2 separate regions of the Homo sapiens genome follow, and region 1 is linked to region 2. A link is an interaction called in ENCODE POLR2A ChIA-PET data of the cell type or tissue named here. Cell type or tissue: PC-9. All regions are shown on one strand. Links, peaks and the distances in the headings refer to the core of each region. The heading gives the core; the rest is flanking DNA. Region 1 overlaps SPAST (spastin). Region 2 overlaps BIRC6 (baculoviral IAP repeat containing 6).

Evidence for each region. ChIA-PET counts read pairs that join two places held together with the same protein. Peaks named below come from ENCODE experiments on the same cell type or tissue, not always from the same donor. Only the 100,000 strongest peaks of a DNase experiment are listed, where the experiment ranks them.
Region 1: POLR2A ChIA-PET joins it to region 2 with 13 read pairs; 2 of 35 experiments call an interaction of 5 or more read pairs at or near these places.

The regions. Positions count from the first base shown.
Region 1 is chr2:32,147,978-32,163,408 of GRCh38, forward strand. SPAST (spastin) reads left to right here. Exons shown (of 17, transcript NM_014946.4): 17 at 6,397-9,660. The coding sequence ends at 6,519. Among named protein-coding and RNA genes, the nearest start is that of SLC30A6-DT, 10 kb to the right of the region's middle. In PC-9, for the core only: no CTCF peak of the experiment used is centred there; no DNase peak of the experiment used is centred there.
Region 2 is chr2:32,416,012-32,424,011 of GRCh38, forward strand. BIRC6 (baculoviral IAP repeat containing 6) reads left to right here. Exons shown (of 74, transcript NM_016252.4): 10 at 1-152. Among named protein-coding and RNA genes, the nearest start is that of BIRC6, 63 kb to the left of the region's middle. In PC-9, for the core only: no CTCF peak of the experiment used is centred there; a DNase peak (open chromatin) is centred at 3,020; H3K27ac peaks cover 1,465 bases.

The DNA.
Region 1 (15,431 bases), core at 70-8,069, 270 kb before region 2:
GCTGGAGTGCAGTGGTGCAATCGTGGCTGACTGTAGCCTTGACCTCTTGGTCTCAAGCAGTCCTCTTGTCTCAAACTTTTTAGTAGCTGGGACTACAGGCAAGTGCCACAACGCCCCACTAATTTTTTAATTTTCTGTAGAGATGGTGTCTCTCCCTGTTGCCCAGGGTGGTCTCAGACTCTTGGCCTCAAGTAATCCTCCTGCCTCAGTCTCTCAGAGTGCTTGGGACTAATTTTTTTTAATGGATTTTTCTAGTTGATTAGAAGCTAGAAAAAATTAACTTTGCTTCATTTCAAAATATGGAAACCTATGAAATAGTCAAAATTTTTTTTGGTAATAGACAAAACATATATACATAAAGTCATTTTCTATCAAATCATATTACATAAATACCAAACAGAAGAAAATTACAGGCCGGGTGCGGTGGCTCACGCCTGTAATCCCAGCACTTTGGGAGGCCGAGGTGGGCAGATCACTTGAGGTCAGGAGTTCAAGACCAGCCTGGCCAACATGGTGAAACCCTGTCTCTATCAAAAATACAAAAAAATTAGGCCGGGGGCGGTGGCTCACACCTGTAATCCCAGCACTTTGGGAGGCCGAGGCGGGCGGATCACGAGGTCAGGAGATCGAGACCATGCTGGCTAACATGGTGAAACCCTGTCTCCACTAAAAAATACAAAAAAATTACCGGGGCGTGGTGGCGGGCACCTGTAGTCCCAGCTACTTGGGAGGCTGAGGCAGGAGAATGGCGTGAACCTGGGAAGTGGAGCTTGCAGTGAGCCGAGATCGTGCCACTGCACTCCAGCCTGGGCGACAGAGCAAGACTCCATCTCAAAAAAAAAAAAAAATAGCTGGGCATGGTGGCACGTGCCTGTGGTCCTGGCTACTTGGGAAGCTGAGGCAGGAGAATCACTTGAACTTGGGAGGCAGAGGTTGCAGTGAGCCAAGATTGCCCCATTGCACTCTAGCCTGGGCGACAGAGTGAGACCCAGTCTCAAAAAAAAAAAAATTACATGAAACTTGTGGGGGTTTATACAATAAAAATAACCTATAACTATACGTTAATCCTTTAATAATGTTCTATTTTGTTTTTCAATAACCTTTATTTTTTTAATTAATTTCTTTTTTTTGAGAAGGACTCTGGCTCTGTCACCCAGGCTGCAGTGCAGTGGCACCATCTTGGCTCACTGCAGCCTCCACCTCCCAGGTTCAAGCGATTCTCCTGCCTCAGCCTCCTGCGTAGCTGAGATTACAGGCATGGGCCACCACGCCCAGCTAATTTTTTTTTTTTTTGTATTTTTAGTAGAGATGGGGTTTCACTATGTTGGCCAGGTGGGTCTCGAACTCCTGACCTCAGGCGATCGCCAGCCTCGGCCTCCCTAAGTGCAAGGATTACAGGCGTGAGCCACCATGCCTGGCCAATTTATTACCGTTTCTTAATATGGAAGACCTCCTTATGAGATGCTGAAGCATTTCATTTGAAAAAAGTTGCATGTAAAATATAAAATTGGGTATGCAGAATGGTCATAACTCTGTGAGCAAAATTTTGAAATCAGGCTTGAATTACAGTCAGCCTTTTCTATCCGTGGATTCTGCATTCATGGATTCAACCAACTGCAGATCAAAAATACTTGGGGGAAAAAAGCATCTGTGTTGAACATGTACAGACTTTTATTCTTGTTATTATTCCCTAAACAATATAGTATAAAAACTATTTACATTGCATTTACATTGTATTAGGTGTTATAAGTAATCTAGAGATGATTTAAAGTATACAGGAGGATTGTGTAGGTTGTATGCAAATACTGCACCATTTTACATAAGGGACTTTAAGCGTTTGCGGATTTTGCTATCTATGGGGGAACCAATTTCCGAGAGATACTGAGGGACAGCTGTATATTTGTAACTTATTTTTTATTTCCCTAATTGCAGCAGCTGTTGAGGGGACAGTGAACTGTTAACACAGATAACAAGTGTATTCAAGTACATTTTGGAGTTTGTTTGTTTTTTTTTTTCAGGCTTTTATTCGCCTGTCGGATGAGGCACCATACTTGAATTTTTTTTTTTAAGAAAGCTTTTAGTTTTCTTTCTTTCTTTTTTTTTTTTTGTGAGATGGAGTCTTGCTCTGTTTCTAGGCTGGAGTGGAGTGCAGTGGTGTGATCTCAGCTCACTGCAACCTCCGCCTACTGGGTTCAAGTGATTCTCCTGCCTCAGCCTCCCGAGTAGCTGGGACTACAGGTGCACGCCACCACGCCCAGCTAATTTTTTTTTTTTTTTTTTTTTTTTGTATTTGTAGTAGAGACAGAGTTTCACCATGTTGGCCAGGATGGTCTCGATCTCCTGACCTTGGGATCCGCCCACCTTGGCCTCCCAAAGTGCTAGGGATTACAGGCATGAGCCACCACGCCCGGCTGAAAGCTTTTAGTTTTCTAACTTATTTAATTTAATTTAATTTAATTTATTTTTATTTTATTTTTTGGGACAGTGTCTCACTTGGTTGCCCAGGCTGGAGTGCAGTGGTACAATCATGGCTCACTGCACCCTCTAGCTCCTGGGCTCAGGCAATCCTCCTGCCTCAGCCTTTTGAGTTGCTGGGACTACGGGCATGTACCACCACACTCAGCTAAATTTTTAATTTTTTGTAGAGATGGGGTCTCACTATGTTGCCTAGGCTGGTCTCAGATTCCTCAAGCATTCCTCCCACTTGCACCTCCCAAAATGCTGGGATTACAGGTGTGACACCGTGCCAGACTTGAAATTTTTAATCCCACACCTAAAAATATAATTTTATCCACCATTTTTTAAAAGTCATAACATTATTTATTAAAAATTTAGATGGTAAAACTAAAAATTAAAGCTTAATAAAACTACTGAGTGATTTACAAGGAAGAATATTACTGGTCCCTTTTGTGAGCATCCCATTAATTATATATATTCAGGTTATATTGTTACAATATTTGGTTCTACTGTATACTTTTTTTTTTGAGACTGAGTTTCGCTGTTGTTGCCCAGGCTGGAGTGCAATGGTGCAATCTCGGCTCACTGCAACCTCCGCCTCCTGGGTTCAAGTGATTCTCCTGCCTCAGCCTCCTGAGTAGCTGGGATTACAGGCATGCGCCACTATGCCTGGCTAATTTTGTGTTTTTGTAGAGACGGGGTTTCACTATGTTGGTCAGGCTGATCTGGAACTCCCAACCTCAGGAGATCCGCCCACCTCGGCCTCCCAAAGTGCTGGGATTGCAGGTGTGAGCCACCATGCCTGGCTCTACTATATACTTTCATTCAGTTGTTTCTTTTTAATCTAGTGGTTTTGGTATTAATAATTTGATAATGACCTTTAGCTGTTATTGCTTACTTATGAGTTAATATTTATAAAGCACTTAAAGTAGCTGGCACGTAGTAAACACTATGTAAAGATCCATTAAATAACTTTAAAAAATATAAAACTGATAGTGGCATTTTATTATAGAGATTAAGGTAATCCATTCTCTCATTTCCATTTATGGGATGAGACGTAAACACAAGTAGTTTGCTCTCTAAAACTGTATACTAGAATTTTATATACCCATTATTTGATGCAACTTTAATACCAAAGTGTATTGTCAGTTACCGGTGAATATATATAAATTTAGGTAAGGAAAACCCAACTTGGTCGCACACAGTGGCTCACGCCTGTAATCCTACCACTTTGGGAGGCCGAGGCAGTTGGATCACCTGAGGTCTTGAGTTCGAGACCAGCCTGGCCAACGTGGCGAAACCCCGTCTCCACTAAAAATACAAAAATTAGCCGGGCGTGGTGGCACATGCCTGTAATCCCAGCTGCTCGGGAGGCTGAGGAAGGAGAATTGCTTGAACCTGGGGAGGTGGAGGTTGCAGTGAGCTGAGATCGTACCACTGCACTCCAGTCTGTGCGACAGGAGCGAGACTCCATCTCCAAAAAAAAAAAAAAGAAAAACCCAACTTATCTTTTACAGTTTATAATAGTAGAAGTTCAAATAATTGGTTTGGAATTTCTGTATTTTTAAGGTTAGTACTAAAATTGTTGGTTATAAATTGGGGTACAATATACTTTGTTTTTTAAGTACCTTGTGTATCTAATTTAACTTTAAGTCCTTTATTATTTTGGTTTGATAAGACAACTTTTCTACTTATTTCCCCCCTTAACTGAACCAGCTACCATCTGCCTTTTTCCTGTTGTATACATTAGTCTCTTACGTTAAAATATCATATAAGTTTCATATATATACACATATCAAACTATAGACTTAAAGTACAATTACATCAACATCTTTTAAAACCTTAATTTCTGGCCAGGCGTGGTTGTTCATGCCTATAATCCCAGCACTTTGGGAGGCTCAGGCCATTGGATCCCTTGAGCTCAGGAATTCGAGACCAGCCTGGATAACATGGTGAAATCCTCATCTCTACAAAAATTACAAAAAGTTAGCTGGGCGTGGTGGCGCACACCTATAGTCCTAGCTACTTGGGAGGATCTCTTAAGCCTGGGAGGCAGAGGTTGCAGTGAGCCGAGATCATGCCACTGCACTCCAGCCTGGGTAACAGTGAGACCCTGTCTCAAAACAAAAATATTAATTTCTATAACAAATAAATTTTATTTAGTAATATCATGTTTAATACCCATGTTACATTCATTATTCTTCTACACTTTGGCCTTTAGGAAGAGGCAGTGTGTGTGTTACAGTTAAATAGGAAACAAGTAGGGTTCATATAGTGCTTATGGGGTTTTCTTTGGTGGGGGGTTGCTGGGTTTTTGGGGTTTTTTTTTTTGAGACAGGGTATCACTCTGTCTCCCAGGCTGAAATACATTGGCATGCTCATGGCTCACTGCAGCCTCAACCTCCCAGACTCAAGTGATCCTCCCACCTCAGCTTCCCTAGTAGCTGAGACTACAGGCGTGCGCCACCATGCCTAGCTAAATTTTGTACATTTTGTAGAGATGAGGCTTTGCCATGTTGCCCAGGCTGGTCTCTAACTCCTGGGCTCAAGTGATCCACTTGCTTCAGCCTCCCAAAGTTCTGGGATTAACAGGTGCGAGCCACTGCAGCCAGCCTATATTTTAACTATATGTTTTTTTCTTTTTGGCTAAAATTTTTCAGATTAGTTTACAAGTTACAAGTGTAGGTGATATCTCATGGAGATATCAAAGATGATATGAAGTTAGATTGGGTTTTTAAGAGTAGTTTTTAAAATACGGATAAATACCAGTTGTTGGAGTTTTGTTTAAAGTTCTTTAACTTCTTATTTTTGGGCCAAAATACAGGTATACGCTAGAAATGATTTTTAACACAGGTCATTTATGCCAAACTGCATTTTGCCTTAATTTTTTTTTTTTTTTTTTTTTTTGAGAGGGAGTCTCACTCATTGCCCAAGCTGGAGTGCAATGGCACGATCTCGGCTCACTTACAACCTCCACCTCCCAGGTTCAAGCGATTCTCCTGCCTCAGCCTCCTGAGTAGCTGGGATTACAGGCACCTGCCTGGCTAATTTTTGTATTTTTAGTGGAGACGGGGTTTCACCATGTTGGCCAGGCTGGTCTCGAACTGCTGACCTCAGGTGATCCACCCGCCTTGGCCTCCCAAAGTGCGGGGATTACAGGTGTGAGCCACCGTGCTTGGCCAAAATTTTTATTAATTTTTCTATTGCCTGGACTCTGTGAACCTATCCATTTTGCCTTTTAAAAATACTTAGGTGTAAATATAGATATTCATTAACTCAGCATTGTTTTAATCTATATTTCCAAAGGCAATTTAAAAGATCAGAAAATAAGACCAAATTAATATAAAAATGCATACTTTAGGCTGGGCAAAGTGGCTCACGTCTGTAATCCCAGCACTTTGGGAGGCCAAGGTGGGCGGATCACCTGAGGTTAGGAGTTCAGGACCAACCTGGCCATCATGGCGAAACCCTGTCTCTACTAAAAATACAAAAATTAGCTGGGCATGGAGGCATGTGCCTGTAATCCCAGCTACTCGGGAGGCTGAGACAGAAGAATTGCTTGAACCTTGGAGGGGGAGGTTGCATATCTGAGTGGTGAAATTGTGATTCTTTTTTTCTCTTTGTCTGTATTTTTGAACTTTTCTATAAATGATTGTGTTTTGTTTTTATATTGGAAAAATATTATGCTTTCAAATGTTAATACCTATGAAACTAAACACAAGTAATAAATATATTAGTATAGCATTTATTAAGGTTTCTTGTGTAGCAGATCAACATAGAAAATATATTTAAATGGCTGACATAATTTTCTAAGAATACATACACGTATATTTTTTATAACATTAAGAAACAGCAGCATCATTACTTTAATCCATCATTTCGTTAACCACCATATACCTGTTGATCATTTGTATTGTCATGTGCTTTTTAAAAATCTAGATGAGAAATATTCGATTATCTGACTTCACTGAATCCTTGAAAAAAATAAAACGCAGCGTCAGCCCTCAAACTTTAGAAGCGTACATACGTTGGAACAAGGACTTTGGAGATACCACTGTTTAAGGAAATACCTTTGTAAACCTGCAGAACATTTTACTTAAAAGAGGAAACACAAGATCTTCAATGAACGTCATCGGCTACAGAAACAGCCTAAGTTTACAGGACTTTTTAGAGTCTTACATATTTGTGCACCAAACTTGAAGATGAACCAGAAAACAGACTTAAACAAAATATACAATGCAAATGTAATTTTTTGTTGTTTAAGGCCTTGCCTTGATGGTCACAGTTATCCCAATGGACACTAAGTTAGAGCACAACAAAACCTGATTCTGGTCTTCTTTACCAATATAATCATAATGTAAATAATAATTTGTATATTGTGTTGCAGATGAAAGTATTCCAGGAACAGTGAATGGTAGAAGACACAAGAACATTTGTTTGTTTGTCTTCTGATGTTTTTTCTTAAAATAGTAATTTCTCCTACTTTTCTTTTCTACTGTTGTCTTAACTACAGGTGATTGGAATGCCAAACACTCTTAAGTTTATTTTCTTTTTTCGTTTTATAAATTCAGTGTGCCAAATGAAACTTTTTTCCTAAGTAACTGTAATAGGAAAAAGTTTATTTTGAGAGTTTCTTCTTCATAAATCTACAGACATTAAACAATTGTTGTGTTCTTTTTACCTTTTATTTTTCTATTACCTTGCTACCAAACAGTTTAGATAGCAATATAATAGCAAAAAAGCAAATATGGTAAAATAGAGAAGGTTTGAAGGTTTGAGTTACTCTGTCATATAACATGTAGATCAGTCTTCATGTGACCTGCAGTATTTTTTTTTCTAATGTATTTGTCAGAAATCTGTTGTAGACTGTTAACTTCTTCCTGATGGAATTTATTTTCTGCAAGAATTATTCTGATATTTAAGAGAGCCAATTTTAACTGCTGTGAAAATGTTTCCAGTGCAAGAGAAGGGAAATACTAGGAACTAAGACATTTCTAATTTATTGCTTATTACTTTCTTAATTTTACAGGATAATTATAAGCAAGTGGAACTACCATCTTTTATTCTTAATAATTATTAATCCCTTCAATGAAACTTTAAAAAAACTGAATTTTTATACATGGCATACATTTTTCTAGTTCCTTCTGCTTGCTTTATTAACTCAAAAGTTCTAGTTCTAGTCTGTTGATCTGCCTTTTGTTCTCCCAAAATGTACAGTAATTCCATTTGTTTGTATAAATATGCCTGGATTTTCATTATAAAAATGTCATTGTAGGGAGTAGAGACTCATATCATGGCCTTTTAAATATTGTAATAAAGGCAAATAGATATTTGCCCTTAGTTTACTGGTTAAAAGTTTGTTTACAGAACTTTTCTCTGGTGCTTAAATGATGCTATGTAAAATGTCATGAGTGGAAAGAATATTTGTAGTAGTAACAAGAATTTTTCATTTAGGAAAGATTTCTTAGGTTTTGAAAGAATACATTAAAATAAAAAACTTGCCCCTACTAGGTAAGAACTTTATAATGAAGACATACATTCTTCTTAATTTTACTCTTGCTCTTGTTAAAGATTTGTTTGAATATAGAAGATGCATGATTTCTGGGTTTTTTTTTTTTTTTGAGACAGAGTTTCGCTCTTGTTGCCCAGGCTGGAGTGCAATGGCGCAATCTCGACTCACCACAACCTCCGCCTCCCAGGTTCAAGCAATTCTCCTGCCTCAGCCTCCCGAGTAGCTGGGATTACAGGCATGCGCCACTACCCCAGCTAATTTTGTATTTTTAGTAGAGATGGGGTTTCTCCATGTTGGTCAGGCTGGTCTTGAACTCCTGACCTCAGGTGATCCGCCTGCCTCGGCCTCCCAAAGTGCTGGGATTACAGGCATAAGCCACTGCGCCCAGCCAGAAGATGCATGATTTCTTAGGATCATATGCTGTTTGTAGCCATAAGGTAAATCATGTCTCTTCCAATCATGACTTTGGAACTCCCTGAATAATAAAAATGAGAGTTGAGATAAATAGGGGAAAAAAAATTTTTTTCAAGCCAGAGCTATGCATATGTTAGGTGATGGGTAGTATCCCTTTAAGGTCTCAAACATTACAACATCAATTATGAAATACTGATAACGAAAGGTAGTAATGAAATATATATGATGAAAAGAATTGAGAAGTTCTAAATTAAGACATTTCAGTTAAGCTCATAAAATTTCATTGTTTTCATTTAAAAGATTAACGTTATTGATACTTGGATAACTGGCTAATCATATTAAAGGACTATGTGGTTCCAGCTCAACTTTTAATATATTGTCTCCTTTAAAACTATCATGGTTATAATTCTATTGGGAAAGACTTTTAGATAACAAAGATTTCAAATGTTAAAAGAGATAAAAGTCAGGTTAATACTATCTTAAACACTGAGTCAGAAAATCATTACTGTATAGAAGTTGCTTTCCTGATCAAGTCTGAACTTCAGCTAGTGCTAGAGAACTATTTTCTATGACTTAACTCTAACCAAGTTTTATTTTAAGCTGTTTCTTTGATAGAAGGGCCATGAAAATAGAGTAATGATATAGTAGGAGATAAGGGATTGGTTTGGTCTTTTTCAATAAAGATAGAAGTTGCTGAAGTTTTCTGAATTAATAATGACTTAGATTGTGACCTTTTAGATTCGGTGTTGAGCTCTGTGTTGTATTACTTCCTAAAAGATAATGCTTAAACATTAAGCATTAGTGTGCTCTTCATGTTAATATGGCAGAGTTTTGTAAACTAAATTAAAACTTACTGATATATTGGACTTTGAGCCAAGGGAAAGAATGAGTACTATCTTTCCAGATATCTTAAGGGTAAAAGCTTATTCTAAGACAGTCTGTCCATTGAGAATATTAGATTTCTGACTTGCAAATATGTTTGTACTCCAGAAGAATTAGAGGAAAAGCAGATACTAGAATTCTAATTTAATTACATATACAGCCGTCTTTGTTTATAGTGTAGAATTCTTTATATTTTGTACAAAAACTAATTCTTTTGGTAAAATGAACCATTTACAGTTCGGTTTTGGACTCTGAGTCAAAGGATTTTCCTTTAAATGCTTGTCTCAATTTTAGTCTGGTCTTTTGTACTTTTCTTCAGAAGAAATGAATTAAAGGGTACAGTTGCATAAAGTGGGTTTTTATCCTAATGTATTGGAAATAAATGATAAACTTTATTTTGTCTTTACTTTTTTACTTTAAAACTTTTTGATATTTTAGGGGTTGGAGTCTGATAATGAAGGAGTTGTGTGTATTGGACTCTTAGTAACAATTATAAACGCTTAACAAAATATAGAAAGCAATGATTGGGTGGCTCTGCAGAGCAATCAAAACAAGGTAGAAACTGCAAAGTCCTATAATGGAAGAGATTCAGGCTGGGTGTGGTGGCTCATGCCTGTTTGGGAGGCCAGTATGGGAGAATCGCTTACACTCAGGAATTCAAGACCAGCCTGGGGAATATAGGGAGACCCTGTTTCTGCCAAAAAAAAAAAAAAAAAAAAAACTAAACTAAAAATTAGCCAGGTTTGGTGGCCTACACCTGTAGTCCCGGTTACTCAAGAGGCTGAGGTTAGAGGATCGCTTAAGCCCGGGAGGAGGAGGTTGCAGTGAGCCAAGATCACACCACCACACTCCAGCCCAGGTTACAGAGAACCTGTCTCAAAAAATAAAAAGTAAACGAGATTCACCTTAACCAGCTTTTACCCATAGGGCAATTTCCAGTTTGTGCAGTTCACTTGGATATAGAATTCAGGTAGAATGTGACAGTTTTGACAGGCTGAGGAATCATTTGGGACTTCTAGAACACCTGAAAATTAGAAGAGAAATTTTGGGAAGGAGAGTGCCTCAGAAAGTAAGCTCTAAAATCTGCCTACATATTCCTTTCAAATCCTTGGTGGATTCCAAAATTGTGCTGGTGCAGTGTGATTATTTAAAGGAACCCAGGAGAAAGCAAGTTAAAGTCTAAAAAACTCAGCAGCGATTGCAGCTGCCCAAGGACAGAGAGTTTGAAATTCAAGTTCCACTAAGAAGGACTGAGTAAATACTTGGTGTTTCCCATTGAACCCCCAAAATGCCACGCCTTAAGGAAGAATGACAGCATCCTAGAACTAAAGGCTGTGCTTCAGCACTAAGGACAAAATGGAAATAAACTTACTGTAATGAAGCTTAAAATCAAATCTCACAGCATCAAGGTTATCCATTAGTAATTTAAAACCAGAACAAAACACAGCATTCTTGAGAAGAAAACAATTCAGTCATCACAGCATATATCCAAAGCTCAGTACATAATAAACAGTTACTAAGCATGCAAAGAAAAATTATGTGATCCTTTTGACTCAACTTCCCTGATGGAAAAAAAAAAGTGGTCCATACCATACTCAACAGAAAATATACAGAAGCAGATGCACAAGTGACCTCTATGAGAGTGATTTTAAAATAGCGTTAAAATATGTTAAAAGAATTTACAAGAAGAGATAATGGGTGAATAGATAGGGAGTTTCAGCAGAAAAATAAGAATTGAAAACCCAACAGAGGCCAGGCACCGTGCCTCACGCCCGTAATCACAGCACTTTGGGAGGCCAAGGCAGGTGGATCACCTAAGGTCAGGAGTTCAAGACCAGCCTGACCAACATGGTGAAACCCGGTCTCTACTAAAAATACAAAACTAGCCGGGCATGGGTGATGCATGCCCATAATCCTAGCTACTTGGGAGGCTGAAGCAGGAGAATTGCTTGAACCTGGGAGGTAGAGGTTGCAGTGAACCAAGATCATGCCATTGCACTCCAGCCTGGGCAAGAAGAGCAAAACTCCATCTCAAAAAATAATAATAATAATTGGCTGGGCGCGGTGGCTCACGCCTGTAATCCCAGCACTTTGGGAGGCCGAGACAGGCAGATCACAAGGTCAGGAGATTGAGACCATCCTGGCTAACATGGTGAAACCCCGTCTCTACTAAAAATACAAAAAATTAGCCTGGCATGGTGGCGGGCACCTGTAGTCCCAGCTACTCGGGAGGCTGAAGCAGGAGAATGGCATGACCCCAGGAGGCGGAACTTGCAATGAGCCCAGATCGCGCCACTGCACTCCAGCCTGGGCAACCGTCTCAAAAATAATAATAATAATAATTAGAAAATAATAAAAAATAACCCACTGGAAAGTCTTGTAATGAAAACTACAGTATCTGAAATTAAAAATTTAAATGGATGGACTTAACAGTAAACTAGGCACAACAGGAAAGACTGAAAAAGACAAGTAAGTATCAAACCAAAGCAGAGAGAGAAAGAAAAAAGAAATAGCAGAGGTTTGAGACCTTTGGAACATTATCAGTTCCTGTAATTTGAAGTAAAGAAGGAAAGGAAGAGAATGGGGCAAGAGAAATCTTTGAAGCAATGATGCGTGAAATTTTCCCCAAAGTGTTGAAAGACATCAACGTACAGATCTAAGAAGTTCACTGAATCCCCAAGCAGAATAAATACAACAAAGACTACATCTGGGTACATCACATTGCCAAAAAAAAAAAAAAAAAAAATCTTAAAAGCAATCAAGGTGGGGAGTGGGAAGGAGTAGCATTACATTCAGATAAACAAGAGTGATGGCTAACCTCATCAGAAATGATGGAATTAAGAAAATGATGGAATGACATCTTTAAGGTGCAAAGATGAAACAAAGGTTAACTTAAAACTCTGTATCCAGTTAAAATATCCTTCAAGATGTTAAGGCAATGGCCAGGCTCAGTGGCTTATGCCTGTAATCCCAACACTTTGGGGGGCTGAGACAGGAGAATCCCTTGAGGCCATGAGTGACCAGCCTGGGCAACCTAGTGAGAACCCCATCAAAAAATAAAATTAGCTGGGCATGGGCTGTGGTCGTGCTACTGCACTCCAGCCTGGGGGACAGAGTCCCTATCTCTTGAAAAACTTAAGACAAAATCTTTTCCAGATGAAAACAGAATTTGTTGCTGGCAGACTGACTTTATACGGAATGCTTTAAGAAATTCTTCAGGCTGAAGGAAAATATAAATCTGGAGTGAAAAACGTAGTATCTGAAATTAAAATTTTCCTTGGATGGACTTATCAGTAAATGGATTTCCCAATGGGAACCTGTATCTCCAGGATGGAATTAAGAATTTTGAAATGATAAACATGTTGGTAAATAAGAAAGACATTTTTCTTTTTTATTTTTCTAAATATCATTGCTGTTTAAAGCAAACAAAAATAGTATTGCAGTGTTTATAATATATGTATAAGTAAAATATAGGACAGAAATAGCATGAAGGGTCAGAGAGGGCAATAAATGTAATTATATTGAGATAATATTACTATATTGTACACAAAGTGAGATAGCATTAGTGTAAGGTAGATTGTGATAAGAATGCATTTTGTAATCTCTCACCCCATCACTGGGGTGCAGTAGATCTAAAAAGCCATTAGAGAAGATAAAATGGGTCACTAAGAATTATGTGATTAGTCAAATGAAATCAAGGAAAGAAAAACAGAGCAAAGAAGTGTAAGATAAAACAGTGGGATGGAAGAGCTGAAATTAATAATGTCACTAAATTGCTTACCTTCCTCCTTCCTGAACTGTTGTGGATTTTTTTTTTTTCAGGGGGTTGAGGTTTTTTTTTAGAGACAGAGTCTCTATTGCCCCAGGCTGGACAGCAGTGGCGTAATCAGTCTCAAAATCCCTGCAGTCTCAAACTCCTGGGCTCAAGTGATCCTCCTGCCTCGGCCTCCCAAAATGCTGGGATTACAGGCAGGCAGAGCCACCACACCCTGCCAGAACTATTGTTTTAAAGTCATTAGGTGGTTAAGCCCTCGAGACTATGTGCAAGTTTGATGATTCGTTAGGAGCACTCACAGGACTCAGCATATAGTCTTATTCCCAACAATGATTTATTAGAGCAAAAGGATATGAAGCAAATTCAGCAAAGGGAAAAAAGGAATTAAGTGAAGTCCAGAGGAAACCAAGCACCAGCTTCTAAGGGTTCTCTCCTAATGAAGTCACACAGGATGTCACTCCAGCAACAAGTGACAGCATGTGAAAGTGTTAAGCCTCACTGTTAGACATAGTAAGCTTGTTAGGGAATAGAGGGAATCTCCCCTCAAATTCAAGTTCCCAGATGCCTGGCAAGGGCCAACCTTGCCAGCAGGACTTTCTGGGGATAGCAGTCCCAGGCACGTGTTTGCACAGTGGTTCAGATCAATGTGCTTACATTGGGTAGAGGGGACCTATGGAAGTCCAAATTTGGGTGTCAGAGACCTAATAGGGTGAAGACAGTGTCTACAATGATGGACAGCTAGGTATGAGGTGTCAGGGACAGATTGAGGCAGTTATTCACATGGTGGATAGGGGCAACCTGGAATGAGGAATAAGCTCAAGCACAGAAAGGGGTGTCCATATGGGGTAAGGGTGTCAGCAGAGATGGTAGATTGGTTGCACACCAAAGACTTGATGGAATAAAGTGAATATACTAACCACAGAGAAGGTAATTATAAATACAGAAAGGGGGGAAACTAGAATGAAACCTGGAGTTCAGCTTGAATTGGGTTTAAGAAAGTGAATTCATGGTTTAAAATCTATAAAAATAGATGAAATATCGGCTGGGCACAGTGGCTCACGCATATAATCCCAGCACTTTGGGAGGCCGAGGCGGGCAGATCGCTTGAGATCAGGAGTTTGAGACCAGCCTGGCCAACACTGCGAAACCCCATCTCTAGTAAAAATACAAAAATTAGCCAGGTGTGGTGGTACACACCTGTAGTCCCAGCTACTTGGGAGGCTGAGGCACGAGAATCACTTGAACCTGGGAGGCAGAGGTTGCAGTGGGCTGAGATCGCACCACTGCACTCCAGCCTGGGCAACAGAGCGAGATCCTGCCTCAAATAAAAATAGAGGACATATAAGCATATAAATATACACGTGTGTATGTGTCCAAATATGTATATTCCCTAGTCTGTCCACCAAGGTGGCCTTGGAGCAGTTATGCTCCAATAATAATGAGCACATAAAGTACCCATATCTTGCCTTCCAAATTCTTCACTGTCTTAGTCTGCTTGGGCTGCATTACAAAATACCATAGACTGGGCAGCTTAAATAACAGAAATTTATCCTCACAGTTCTAGAAGCTTGGAAGTCCAAGATTAAAGTACCAGCCAGTTTGGTTTCTAGTGAGGGCTTTCTTCCTGGCTTGCAGATGGCCACCTTCTCACCGTGTCCTTGTATGGCAGACAGCACAAGCTCTCTGGTGTCCCTTTTTAAAAGGGCATTAATCCCATCATGACAGTCCCATCCTCATTATCTCATCTAACCCTAGGTACTTCCCAAAGGCTGAATCACCAAAGACCATCACATTGCTGGTGAAGGCTTCAACATATGAATTTGAGGGACACGAATATTCAGTCCATAACATCAACTAAAGGAACCAAGACTCTTTGATAAAATGGCTAAATTCAGGGCTGGGGCAGAGAAAATACATGAGTGTGGAACTTCTTGTGCCAGAGAGAAAAAGTGCCCAAAGATTGATGAGGATGAATCATTGAAATGACACACAGATTAAAAGGGTTCCCACTGGACAAATTTGAGCATCAAAATAAGTAATAGTAGTAATTAATTATAACCCATCAGAAGAAATAAACCATGAGCTCATGTGAATATATGAATACAAACATAAACAAATTACAAGCATAATGAGGAATGTGATATTTATATGGTTTAAAGGTACCTCTCCAGGCCGGGTGCAGTGGCTCATGCCTGTAATCCCAGCACTTTGGGAGGCCAAGGCAGGTAGATCACCTGAGGTCAGGCATTTGAGACCAGCCTGCACAACATGGTGAAACCCTGACTCTACTAAAAATACAAAAATTAGCCGGGCGTGGTGGCACGTGTCTATAATCTGCCACTGATTAGGTGTGTGATTTTCCCAAGCAGGGGATAATAGTAGTACCTATGT
Region 2 (8,000 bases), core at 1-8,000:
TCAGGGAGGATATGTAAAAATACTAGATCTTTCAAACTTTGAAATTTTGGCCAAAGTGGAGCCTCCCAAAAAGGAGGGCACTGAGGAACAGGACACATTTGTTTCTGTGATTTACTGTTCTGGCACAGACAGGCTGTGTGCATGCACCAAAGGTAAGTTGTCTGATTATGCTATAAATCTTATAAAATCCATGTATATATGGCATTTGTTTATGTGCAAACCTAGTATGAATTTTAGGTTCAAATAGATGGGGAGGAATTAATTTTTTTGTAATGAAGTGGTAAATCCTTCTTTTTAAACTGTTCTTAAAACTTTTTTCTACTGCCCTAGGTAAGGATTCTAACTGTAAATAAGTTAGTAAGTCACTTAGCAAGTATCTTCTGCTTTAACCTCAAGAAAATCACGTGCTTTTATTTCAGTGAGTCCCTGACTCTGCATCTGCTCAAATTTATGACCTTGGGCAAGTTATGTTAAATTCATTAAACCTGTTTTTATTTATTTATAAACTAGGATAAGAAAGTCCATTTCCTAGGCTTATTAGAATGAAATTATGTAAAGTTTCTGGCACAGTTATTGGTCCTTATTTCCTTCTGAAATAAAAATACTTAGCAAACAATTTTTAGTTTTGCTAAATACATTTTTTTGTCTGATTTATTCCTGATCTTTGGCTAGTAGTGAATTAGTTTTGCAAATTTTGAAGCACTATATAGATTAAGATAGTGTGCAGTTATTTTTTCTTTTTTTCTCCTTTCTTTTCCTTTTCCTTTCCCCTTTCCCCCTTTCTTTCCCCCCTCCCCTTTCTTTCCCCGTCCTCTCCCCTCCTTTCTTTTCCTTTTATTTTTGAGAGGAAGTTTCATTCTTGTTGCCCAAGCTGAAGTGCAGTGGCCCAATCTCAGCTCACTGCAACATCCGCTCCCAGGTTCAAGCAATTCTCCTGCCTCAGCCTCCCAAGTAGCTGGGATTACAGGCACGTGGCACCATGCCCGGCTAATTTTTTGTATGTTTAGTAGAGACAGGGTTTCACCATGTTACCCAGGCTGGTCTTGAACTCCTGACCTCAGGTGATCCACCCACCTCAGCCTCCCAAAGTTCTGGGATTACAGGCATGAGCCACCATGCCAGGCCTTTTCTTTTCTTTCTCAGGGTCTCACTGTGTTGCCCAGGCTGGAGTGCAGTGGCATGATCTCAGCTCACTGCAGCCTCAACCTCCTGGGTGCAAGTAGTCCTCTCGCCTTGGTCTCCTGAATAGCTGGGACTACAGTGCATAGCTGGGACTACGCACTACCATGTTCAGCTAATTGTTGTATTTTTTTGTAGAAATGGGATTTCGCCATGTTGCTCAGGCTGGTCTCAAACTCCTGAGTTCAAGTGATCTGCCTGCCCCGGCCTCCCAAAGTGCTGGGATTACAGGCGTGTGGCATTGTGCCTGGCCTATTTTTTTTACTTATATACATTTTAAGTTAGGGAGATAAAGCAGTTTTTGAAAAGGATTACTGACAATATCAGGCAAAATGAATAGTTCTATTGATTGTCTAGCAGGAATTTAGGACTAGGAGATAGTTGAAGCCTAAGTGACTGTAACTAAGGCATGGCAGAGGAATTAGGATCTGAGCAGAGTTACGCATGCATCTCATCTGTGGTTCTGATAGTAATTAGACTGTTTTTCCTCTCTTTAAATAGATTTCAAGAGTTTAGCCAAGGAACGTAATGGTGAAATGTAGTGGTTAGATTGCCTTTTTTGAACTATATGTAGTGAAATTATTTTTTTATTTTTATTTTTTGTTTTTGAGACAGAGTCTCACCCTGTCAACAGGCTGGGGTGCAGTTACGCAATCTTGGCTCACTGCAACTTCTGCCTCCCAGGTTCAAGTGATTCTCCGGCCTTAGCCTCCTGAGTAGCTGGGACCACAGGTGCGCGTCACCACACTTGGCTAATTTTTGTATTTTTAGTAGTGACGAGGTTTCACTATGTTGGCTAGTCTGGTCTCGAACTGCTGACCTCGAGCGATCCGTCTGCCTTGGCCTCCCAAAGTGTTGGGATTATAGGCATGATCCACTGTACCCAGTGAAATTTCTGTAATTTCTAGTGAAAGTATAATGGAAAAAAATCTTTAAATATCATAAAAATCCAACTAGATTAATTTAGAAAATGAGCAGTGTAGTCTAGTAACTTTAGACTAATGAAACTTGGAATTACAGTTGAGAATTTCAGAACAACCATTAAAATTCTGTGTGGTATCAGAGATAATTTGAATTTATTGGTCATATATGTGCCAGTTCATTGTTGTAAGAACTTTACCTGTGTTCGTTTAGTCATCACACCAACTTTAATATACTATTATTGTCTCCGTTTTGTACATAATGATACTGAAGGAAAGAAAGGTTAAGTAACTTATTAAGTAATAGAGCTAATAAATGTCAGAGCCAGCATTCAAACCTGGGAGTCTTCCATCAGAGCACTTTAAATGGCATTATACTGCCATAATACAACAAAAGATGAAGAATCTTACACTGAATTCTTTGCATTCTTTTAATCTGAAAGATTTAAAAATTGACAATTATTTAACTTGCTGTAGGTCATCTAAAATGGAGCTGGACTTGGAACCTAGGTGACATGGCACCCCGGTGCACATCTTTATAAGAAACTACTATTTTCCAGAAATGCAATAAGGGTTTTTAATGCTTTCAATTATTTGATGAGCTATGCTTTAGGTAACTCAGAAGAGAAATAGTATTTACACCTTAAATATTTAAGTTATTAAGTTTTTTAGCATTTAAATAAAAGTATTGGCCAGGTGTGGTGGTGCATACCTGTAATCCCAGCTACTTGGGAGGCTGAGACAGGAGAATCACTTGAACCCAGGAGGAGAAGGTTGCAGTGAGCTGAGATCGCGTCACTTCACTCCAGCCTAGGCTACCGAGCAAGATTCCATCTCAAACAAAACAAACAAACAAAAAAGTATTTAAAATAGATGGTGGTTTTCTTGGAGTTGGTACAGTCCGGAATTCCTAGAACATGATCTCATGTGATAGGGAATTTATCCAGATGATGAAAGATAAGAAAAACCTGAGAAGTTAGTTGCTTTCAAAATGAGCTCCTAATTCTTCAGGGATTGACTGATGAAGGTGCATTTGAAAAGATAATAACAAAGCGGAAAGAAAAGTTGATGCCTTAAAATGTATGTACATGTATGATTTTTAAAAAGCATCTCAGACTGAATCAAATGGATGTGACCCTGTCTTCTGAGTATATTCAAATAACATAAAACTATTTTTCTTGTGGAGAATCAAGTCTTTTCATAAAAATAAATCTATAGTTAATATATGTTTTAAGTTAATTTTATATAGGATTAATAATATACTAAATGTAGATTTGTTAAGCTATCTTTGATAATTCAGGAATAGAATATATACACACTACATATAAAATTTTGTAAAAGGCATAAAATAAAAAAGTATGAATTTCAAAAATTGAGAGTTTAAAGTGAAAGATAAATTGGTATTCTGCTTGGTGCAAATACATTTAAAATCAACAGGAAAGACTTAAATGAGAAAGAAGACTAAGATGTATCAGTGGAGTATAAGATAGGGTGCAGTTATGATACTTGACAAAAAATGCTTAAAAAATAAAGTTTTTTAAAAGGCCGCAATTAATAGGGAACATATCATGAAATATAACAATACTGAATATAAATATGACCCCAACAACATAAAGCCTATATACCTGTACTGATATTCAGAAGGAGGATAATAAGTTGAGCCATAATTGCTTTGAAAGTCTTTAATAATCTCACTATCTGGGATTATTGGACTGTATGGTCACATCCTTGTTTTGGTACTTGTTTCTTGTGGAAAACATTCCTTTAGTCTTCTGTTCCTGCTTTGCTAAGAGTTTCCAATAGGAATGAACGTCATATTTTGTCAAATACTTGTTTACATCCATGGAGATCATTTGGTTGTTCTTTTTAGTTCAGTATGGTAAAATATATTGATTGACTTTTGGATATCAAATCAACTTTGCGTTCCTGGGATAAAACCCATTTGGTCATAATGCATTACCTTATATATTGTTGGATACAGTTTGCTAAAATTTTGTTCATAGTTTTTGCATATCGTTCATCAGGGATATTATATGTTCCTTGTAATCTTTCTTTTTTAGTTTTTGCTTTTTGTAATCTTTATCTGGTTTTGATATCAGTGTAATGCTTGCCTGATAGAATGAGTTGGGAAGTATTCGCTCTTCAATTTTGTGGTAAAGTTTGTGTATAATTGGTCTTATTTTTCCTTATATATTTGGTAGAATTCGCCAGTGAAGCTCTTTGGGCCCAGAGATTTTTTTTAGTGGGAAGATTTTGAATATACACATTCAATTATGTTTATAGAGACTTCCTAAGGTTTTTTATTTTTTATTTTTTAGTGAGTTCTGACAGTCTTTTTGTCAGTTTTTAAGTTATGAAGTTTTAGCGTAAAGAATTTCATAATATTCCCCACAATCATTTTATTTACTTTTTATTTTTTTTGAGACAGAGTCTTGCTTTGTCACCCAGGCTGGAGTGCAGTGGTGCAGTTTTGGCTCACTGCAACCTCTGCCTCCTGGGTTCAAGTGATTCTGTCACCTCAGCCTCCCGAGTAGCTGGGACTACAGGTACACCACCATGCCTGGTTAATTTTTGTATTTTTAGTAGAGATGAGGTTTTACTCTGTTGGCTAGGCTGGTCTTGAACTCCTGACCTCAAGTGATTCACCTGCATTGGCCTCCTAAAGTGCTGGGATTACAGGTGTGAGCTACCATGCCTGGCTCCTTACATTCCTTTTAATATTTGTAGACTCTTTAGGGATGTCACCACTCTCATTTGTGATACTGATCGATGATTTGTATTTTTTTTTTCCTGCTTCATCTGTCTAGAGGTTTATCTGTTTTATTGATTTTTTTTTTTTTTTTCAGAACAACCAGCTTCTGATTTAAATGACATTTTTTTCTTTGTTATTTTTCTGTTTTCCCATTTACTGGATTTCCATTTTATTGTTATTATTTCCTCCCCTCTGCTTGATTTGGGTTTATTTTGCTCTTCTCTAGTTTCTTTCTTTCTTTCTTTCTTTCTTTTTTTTTTTTTTTGACACAGAGTTTCACTGTCGCCAGGCTGGACTGCAGTGGCTCGATCTTGGCTAACTGCAACCTCTGCCTCCCAGGTTCAAGTGATTCTCCTGCCTCAGCCTCCCGAGTAGCTGGGACTACAGGCCCGAGCCACCACGCCCAGCTAATTTTTGTATTTTTAGAAGAGACAGGGTCTCACCACGTTGGCCAGGATGATACTGATCTCTTGACCTCGTGATCTGCCCGCCTTGACCTCCCAAAGTGCTGGGATTACAGGCATGAGCCACCGCGCTGGCCTTCTTTAGTTTCTTAAAGTAGAAGCTTATTGGTTTGAGATGTTTTCTAATATAGGAAATTTAAAGCCATAAATATTTTTGGAAGCACTGTCTTAGTGATACCTCCTAAATTTTGATACATTGTGTTTTTCCTTTTTTTCATTTGGATCAAAATATGTTCTAATTTCCCTTGTGATTTCTTGTTTGGCCCAGAGATTATTTAAAAGTGTTTTGTTTAGCCTCCAAATACTTGAGGTTTCTCTAGATTTCTTTCTGTTCTGGATCTCAAACTTATTTCCATTGCTGTCAGAGAATATAATTTATATGAAGTCAGTATTTTGAAATTTATTGAGACTTTTTCATGACCCAGCATCTGGTCTGTCCTGGAGAATGTTCTGTGTGCACTTGAAAAGAATTTGTGTTGGGCACCCATGGGGTAGAGTGTCGTATAAATTTCACTTGTATACGTGTATGTTTTTTAGTTGTTGAAGTCTTCCTGATTTTATATTGAGCCTTCTTCTATCAATTTTGAGAGCAAGTATTGAAATCCCTAACTATGTTTTTGTTGAATTGTTCACTTTTAAGTCTGTTTTTGCTTCACTTGACTTTTGGCTCTTTTGTTAGACTGTTTCATAATTGTTACATCGTTCTGATGTATTGGTTCTTTTGTCATTATGAAATATTCCTCTGTCTCTATTTTGTGTCATACTAATAAAATCACTCTGGTTTTCTTATGGTTACAGTTTGTATTATGTATCTTTTCCACAATTTTACTTTCAACTAACTTGTGATTTTGAATCTGAAGTGGGTCTCTTAGATGCATATAATTAGGTCTTGCTTTTTTATACAGTTGGATAACCTGTACCTTTTAAATTTGAATGACTTTACGCTTAAGGTAATTATTGCTATGGTTGCATTTATGTCTGCCATTTTGAGTTTTTAAAATGTTCTTTACATTCCTTTGTTACTCCTTCACTGCATTCTTTTGTGTTGAATAAATATTTTTAGTGTGCCATTTTAATCCCTCTGTTGATTTTTTTTTTAGAAGAAAATTTACATAACATTAGTGAAGAATAATTTGTTAGGGACACCCAGAGACCTACTGTCAAACCAAGAACTAAAGCAGTATGGATATCTTGCATCTATGAATGTGTCCCTCCTCCCCTCTCCCAAACTCTGCCCTTTTCCTACAGATAATTGTTACTCAATAATTTTTATGTCTTTCCTTTTATAAAGAAAACTGGTTTTATGCTTTGGATGTGAATATTTCAACATATTTTATTGATTTTGCTTGTTTTTGCCCTTTATAAGAATGATACCAAACTCTAACTAGTTTTGGGGGACTTGATTTTCCTCTCTTACTATGTTTTAAGATTACCCATTTTGTTGCATGCCTTGTAGATCATTTAATTTTCACTTATACTTAGTACTCCAATGTGCAAAAAACCCACAAATAATTTATGCATTTTCCTGTCAGTGGACATCTTGTTTATTTCTGTTTTTTTCTGCTATAAACGTCTTGTGTAAGTTCCTTGGTGCACATATGTAAGGGGCTCTCTATTTTTTTATTTTTGAGGCAGAGTCTTGCTCTGTTGCCAAGGCTGGAGTGCAGTGGTGCCGATCTCAGCTCACTGCAGCCTCCACCTCCTGGGTTCAAGTGATTCTCCTGCCTCAGCCTCCCAAGGTTAGCTGGGATTACAGGCGTCTGGCTAATTTTTGTATTTTTACAAAACAGTTGGGGTTTCCCCATATTGGCCAGGCTGGTCTCTAACTCCTGACCTTAAGTGCTCCGCCCGCCTTGGCCTCCCAAAGTGATGGGATTACAGGCGTGACCCACTGTTCCCGGCCTGAGACTCTCAGTTCTTAAGAGTAGAATTATTGGGTCATGGGTTATAATTTTTTTTTTCTTTTTAAAATGTGTTAAATATATATAATGAGGTTTACTATTTTAACTGTTTTACAGCATGTAATGTAGTGGCTGTAATACATTCACAATGTTGTATAACCACCAGTACTGATTTCCAGAACTTTCCCATCATCCTAAACAAAAACTCTGTAACCATTAAGCAGTAACTTCCCATTCATTCTACCCTCCGCTGCTGGTAACCTCAATTCTACTTCTGTATGACTTTGCTTATTGTAGATACCTCATATAAGTGGAATCATGTATTTGTCCTTTTGTGTCTGGTTTCTTTCACTCAGCATATTTTTTATGTTTTTAATGCTCACCCATGTATCACATCTTGGTTCCTTTTTATGCCAAATAATATTCCATTACAGTAGGGCCCATCCACCCCCCCAATCCCTGCCCCTTATCTGTGGTTTCAGTTATCTGTGGTCAGCTTTGGTCTGGAAATATTAAATGGAAAATTTCAGAAATCAACAATTGATAATTATTAAATTACTCACCATTCTGAGTAGTGTGATAAAAATCTCTTCTTGTCCCATCCAGGACACAAATCATCATTTTGTCCAGCATCTCCATGCTGTATACACTACCTGTCTGTTAGTCACTTAGTAGCTGTCTTGGTTATCAGATTGTCTGTCACTGGTATCGCAGTGCTTGTGTTCAAGTAACCATTTTACTTAATAATGGCCCTAAAGTTCAAGAATGGTAATGCTAGCTATGG